2 separate regions of the Homo sapiens genome follow, and region 1 is linked to region 2. Evidence: read pairs that join two places in POLR2A ChIA-PET (ENCODE). Cell type or tissue: Caco-2. All regions are shown on one strand. Each heading gives the region's core, and the rest is flanking DNA. Links, peaks and the distances in the headings are about the cores only.

Region 1 (2,902 bases), core at 263-2,762, 190 kb after region 2:
GAGTTTTGCTCTTGTTGCCCAGGCTGGAGTGCAATGGCACGATCTTGGCTCACTGCAACCTCCACCTCTTGGGTTCAAGCAATTCTCCTGCCTCAGCCTCCCTAGTAGCTGGGATTACAGGCGCCTGCTACCACACCCAGCCAATTTTTTGTATTTTTAGTAGAGATGGGGTCTCACGATGTTGGCCAGGCTGGTCTCAACTTCTGACCGCAGGTAATCCACCCGTCTCAGCCTCCCAAAGTGCTGGGATTACAGGCGTGAGCCACCATGCCCGGCTCTCATCGTCATTATAGGTTACATTGAAGTGAACTGTTTGTCTCTTTTTTGTGATTCTACCAATAAAAGCAATAAACCTAGTTTTCTGCCATGGATAGAATTTACTGAAAAGGTTTCTCTTCCCTCCAAATTGATTTGTTTTTTCCATCTTCATAGCTTTTCAGGCTGCCTTTCGAGCTCAGGGGCCCCTGGCTATGCTGCAGCACTTTGATACTATCTACAGCATTTTGCAGTAAGTGAAACACCCAACTGGTACTTTAAAAAGAACTGGTGACTGTTTGTCCTAACTGTGCATGTTAGTCCTGAAATTCCAAGTTATAGGTTCACTGATAAATGCCTCTGGATATTGATATCTCTACTGATGAGCATGTACCCAGCTTGCCACCGTATTTATTCAGTTGAACAATTTCACGTGTATTTTTAAACATTCGATTCCACGGGTTAGATCTGATCTGTTAGAAGGGGCTCTGCAGGCTCCTTCCTGTCTCACCCCCACACTTTCTTTCCCTCATAGTCACTTTCGAAGTATAGATCCTGGCCTCAAAGAAGATACTCTGCAATTCCTGATAAAAGGTGTTTATGGGTCAGGGGGTAGGGGATGGAAGGTGTTTGTTATCGTTTGTTTGTTTGTCTGTTTGTTTGTTTTTCCTACATTTTGTCAGCCACATGATGATATCAAGGCTGTTGTGATTCAGTTGGTTTGGCTAAGCCCAGGGACCTTTGGCCTGTTAAAGGTCTGTAATCTTGGTGGGCGATACAGAGTTATGTGTGTTCACTGTAAGGGCAGACCAACAAGAACTTTTTCCTACTTTTGAGCTACCTCTTTTTAATAGGGGTGATTCTTCCAGTTGCTGGAGAGAAATTGTGGTAACTGGAGTGAGAGAGTAGGAACAGGGCATGTTCAGGGTATCAGGGCCAAGGGTCCTAAAGGACTTAGCTTGTGTTATGGCCACTGAGAGATGAAACACAGATCTTTGGTAATCTGATGGCTGCAAGTGCTGGGTGTTTTGAAGTTGGGGTATATGAAAGAAGTGAGTGAAACTGACTCCAAGATTCTGCCCCTCACAGTGGTATCCCGCCACTCCCAGGAGCTTCCAGCTATCCTGGATGATACAACTTTGAGTGGATCAGATAGAAACGCCCATCTAAATGCCCTCAAAATGAACTGTTATGCTCTGATACGTCTCCTGGAATCCTTTGAGACCATGGCCAGCCAGACAAACCTTGTGGACCTGGACCTTGGTGGGAAGGTAATTTGGAGTTTTGGGCTCACGTTATATGGGGTCTGGGGAGATAGGGGAATAGATGGAAAAGAAGGGAATCCAATGATCCACAAATCCTTTCTGTCCTCATTGAGAATTTAGGAGAAAGAACTCAAAAGTGTCACACGTTTTCTTCCTGGACAAGTAGCGCTGTGGAACTTGTAATATTTCTTCCGTATTACCTTCTATGTTGTCTTGGTACTAGATTGTTTGGGCACTCAGACTGACAGATCTTGACCCACTTTTTTCCCTTATTTTTTCCTCAATGTATACATGATCCTTTTTAGGGTAAGAAAGCTCGGACCAAGGCAGCCCATGGCTTTGACTGGGAAGAAGAGAGGCAACCAATTCTTCAGCTTTTAACACAGCTACTTCAGTTGGACATCCGTCACCTGTGGAACCACTCAATAATTGAAGAAGAATTTGTCAGGTGGGTAGGGAGGATGGCTACAGATAATACTGAGCTGTGAGAGTGAGGCTCTGTTGATAGATATGCCGTTTTTTTGGTTTTGTTTTTTTTTTGTGGGGGGACAGAGCTTCACTCTTGTCGCCCAGGCTGGAGCGCAGTGGTTCAATCTCGGCTCACTGCAGCCTCTACCTCCTGGGTTCAAGCAATTTTCCTGCCTCAGCCTCCCGAGTAGCTGGGATTACAGGTGCCCGCCACCACAAGCTGATTTTTGTATTTTTAATAGAGACGGGTTTTGCCATGTTGGCCAGGCTGGTCTTGAACTCCTAACCTCAGGTGATCTCCCTGCTTTGGCCCCCCAAAGTGCTGGGATTACAGGTGTGAGCCACCACGCCCAGCCAGAAGTCTATTTTTAAAATAAGTAAAATAAGTTTGATGGAAGAAGGTTGTGATTTTAAATCAGCTACTCTAGGCCCGGTGCGGTGGCTCACGCCTATAATCCCAGCACTCTGGGAGGCCGAGGCGAGTGGATCACCTGAGGTCAGGAGTTCAAGACCGGCCTGGCCAACATGGTGAAACCTTGTCTCTACTAAAAAAATATGAAAATTAGCTGTGCATGGTGGTGTGTGCCTGTAATGCCAGCTACTTGGGAGGCTGAGGCAGGAGCATCACTTGAACCTGGGAGAGGGAGGTTGCAATGAGCTGAGATCGCACCATTGCACTCCATCCTGGGCGACAAGAGCAAAATCCCGTCTCAAAAAAAATAGATAGGGCCAGGCGCGGTGGCTCACGCCTGTAATCCCAGCACTTTGGGAGGCTGAGGCAGGTGGATCACGAGGTCAGGAGATCGAGACCACGGTGAAACCCCGTCTCTACTAAAAATACAAAAAAAAATTAGCCGGGCATGGTGGCGGGCGCCTCTAGTCCCAGCTACTCAGGAGGCTGAGGCAGGAGAATG
Region 2 (2,902 bases), core at 183-2,682:
CCTGTGGGAGCTCCTGACCACCGAGCTGATCTACGTGAGAAAGCTCAAGATCATGACTGATGTGAGCCCCCCTCAGCCCCAGCCCCGGCCCCATCTTCCCTGCATGAGCCCCCATCCTCCCAGACTGGAAGGCAGGTCACTGGGGGAGGGAGGGGCAGGATTTCAGGCCAGTCTGGGATGCAGGGAGATAGGTCAGCAGTACTGAAGTTGGTGGGGGGTGGGAGGTGACGACACTGAAGGGCTGCGCTGGGTCCTGAGACCCTCGTCTCCCTCCCTGCAGCTGCTAGCCGCCGGCCTGCTGAACCTGCAGCGAGTGGGACTGCTGATGGAAGTGAGTGGGTGCTCAGGAGGGGACCCTGGCACAGCCCGACCTCTGAGCCTGGGGATGAGGGTGGGCCCTCCAGCCATCCCTGTCTGAATTCCCACTGCCCCGTTTTTTGGGATGCCTTGCCCTCCCTACTTCCCTGTTACTGGGGACTCCAAGCAGGCCACAGGCCCCCCATTTCTCAGACTGACATCCTTGAGATCTTCCAGGCCCAGTGCCCAGTTCATCCTTCTTCACCCCCGCCCCTGCTGTCCAAGCTTAAGGTCCTCACCTTTCCTCAGCCAGTGCCACCCCTGGGGACCTTCCAAAAGTGTGCTGCTCAGCTCTGCTCCCTCCTCCAGGTGTCAGCTGAGACCCTGTTTGGAAATGTCCCCAGCCTGATTCGAACCCACCGGAGCTTTTGGGATGAGGTGCTGGGGCCCACCCTGGAGGAGACTCGGGCCTCGGGCCAGCCTCTGGACCCCATTGGTCTGCAAAGTGGCTTCCTGACGGTGAGGCCTGTGAAGGGCTGTGTCTGGATGGGGCAGGACTCGGAGCCCTCGGGGGTCCTGTGTGTAGGGCATGCCCACAGTATGCAAATCTCTGTGATTTGAGGGGCCGCAGGACACAGCCCCTACCCCTAATATCACCTCACCTCCTCCCTTCATGCCACAAGTCTGACCTCTGTGCCACAGGCTCCTTGTTCTTCTGGAGGCCTTTATGAAATGAAAATGCAGCTGTCTCAGAGAAGGGTCACACCTTGGCTCCCATCAACTACAAAAGCTGGGTGCAGCAAATGAGGCCTAAGTGAGGGGACCCTTAGGAGGACCTGGGTGGGTGTAAAAGGCCACAGGAGGCACCCGGGGCACGGAGAAGAGTGACAAGAGAAAGCAAGAGGGCCTAGGATCCGACTTTCTTCTACAATGTTACCTAGCCAGGAAAATGTGGGCCCTGCAGGAAAAAGTTGCAGTGGGGTAGAGAGGTAGGCGTACTGCCCCTGGGAGCCTTAGGTACCCCCTCCATAGGAGCAAGGCTTCTGAGCCAACTCTTAGGTCGCCACCCCACCCCCAGGGTGAAATGGGATCTGCAATGTCCTGACAACGGTCCAGCTGAATTATCGATGGTGGGAGAGTAAGTCCAGAGCAGCAGGCCCCAGTAGCACTGTGGATAGAGGGAGCTCAGAGAGCTCTGGGTCAGTGTCGGGACCTCAGGCTCCTTCGTGGAATCCAGAGAAAGGGGCGTAGCCTCGAGAGCATTCCTGGGAGGATCCTGGGAGGGAGGGACTGTCAGGAGCTGGGCTAAGGGCCCCTGCGAGGCTCTCTTCACCTGCTCCTGGGTCCTGCAGCTAGAGCCTGTATTCATGGCCTTCTCCCCATGCCTGCTCCCCACCTCCCGTATCTGTCTCTCCAGTTTGGCCAGCGGTTCCACCCCTATGTCCAGTACTGCCTCCGAGTGAAGCAGACCATGGCTTACGCCCGAGAACAGCAAGAAACTAACCCTCTCTTCCATGCCTTCGTGCAGGTGGGAGAAGGGGTGCTGGGGAGGGGGACGGGTGCATCTTAGCCGGCCGGTCTCCAGCTGAGCCTGAGGCTGAGTTCACCACTAGGCAGGGCAGGAGGGAGCAAACCCTGAGCCCCACCCACCTTCCCTGCAGTGGTGTGAGAAGCACAAGCGCTCTGGGAGGCAGATGCTCTGTGACTTGCTTATCAAGCCCCACCAGCGCATCACCAAGTACCCACTGCTGCTCCATGCTGTGCTCAAGAGGAGCCCCGAGGCACGAGCCCAAGAGGCCCTGAATGCCATGGTAGGTGCCCCAGTGGGGCTGGGACTCTGGTGAATCGGGGACTGGGAGGGGGGTCTCTTTCTTAGTGTGTCTGTGACAGTGTGGCGCTGTGCTGTGGCTGGCATTGGTTGGGAGGGGACGGCTGAGCCGTCCCTCCTCCCACACCCCCAACCCCACCTAGATTGAAGCCGTGGAGTCATTCCTGCGACACATCAATGGGCAGGTCCGCCAGGGCGAAGAGCAAGAGAGCTTGGCGGCTGCAGCACAACGCATCGGGCCCTACGAGGTGCTGGAGCCACCCAGTGATGAGGTGGAGAAGGTGAGAGGGCAAAGGGAAGGGACCCAGGAAAAGCAAGGTCCCAGGGATACTGGTGAAGGGGAGGGCTGCAAGGCCAGAACACCCCGTACTTGGGTGCTACAAGGGTGTCCATCATTCCTACCTGGTGGTGACAGTCCAAGGGGTACAGGTCAGAAGAGCAAAAAGGAGGCCCTGGGAGGCTTTCTCTAGCCCATGGGGGAAGGATACAAACAGAAAGGTGTTGGTGGCAGAACCAGGAGCCGCCCTTGGCCAGGAAGTCCAGGCAGACTGCCGAGCGCCCTGACCCCTCCCCTCTGTGTCCCTCAGAACCTGCGCCCATTCTCCACCCTGGACCTGACGTCCCCCATGCTGGGGGTTGCATCTGAGCACACCAGACAGCTGCTGCTGGAGGGGCCTGTGCGAGTGAAGGAGGGACGAGAAGGGAAGGTGAGGGTGCTGCGGACAGAGTGGAGGGGATGGGGCACGGTGGGAGAAGGTAAGAGGCAGAAACGCCGGA

What was found. Peaks named below come from ENCODE experiments on the same cell type or tissue, not always from the same donor. Only the 100,000 strongest peaks of a DNase experiment are listed, where the experiment ranks them.
Region 1: POLR2A ChIA-PET joins it to region 2 with 5 read pairs; 3 of 35 experiments call an interaction of 5 or more read pairs at or near these places.

What each region holds. Positions count from the first base shown.
Region 1 is chr12:6,509,285-6,512,186 of GRCh38, forward strand. NCAPD2 (non-SMC condensin I complex subunit D2) reads left to right here. Exons shown (of 32, transcript NM_014865.4): 3 at 433-508; 4 at 791-849; 5 at 1,345-1,526; 6 at 1,826-1,968. It also overlaps SCARNA10. Among named protein-coding and RNA genes, the nearest start is that of NCAPD2, 17 kb to the left of the region's middle. In Caco-2, for the core only: no CTCF peak of the experiment used is centred there; no DNase peak of the experiment used is centred there.
Region 2 is chr12:6,315,589-6,318,490 of GRCh38, forward strand. PLEKHG6 (pleckstrin homology and RhoGEF domain containing G6) reads left to right here. Exons shown (of 16, transcript NM_001384598.1): 5 at 1-61; 6 at 281-331; 7 at 667-816; 8 at 1,715-1,825; 9 at 1,959-2,108; 10 at 2,269-2,406; 11 at 2,713-2,832. Among named protein-coding and RNA genes, the nearest start is that of PLEKHG6, 6.4 kb to the left of the region's middle. In Caco-2, for the core only: no CTCF peak of the experiment used is centred there; a DNase peak (open chromatin) is centred at 1,532.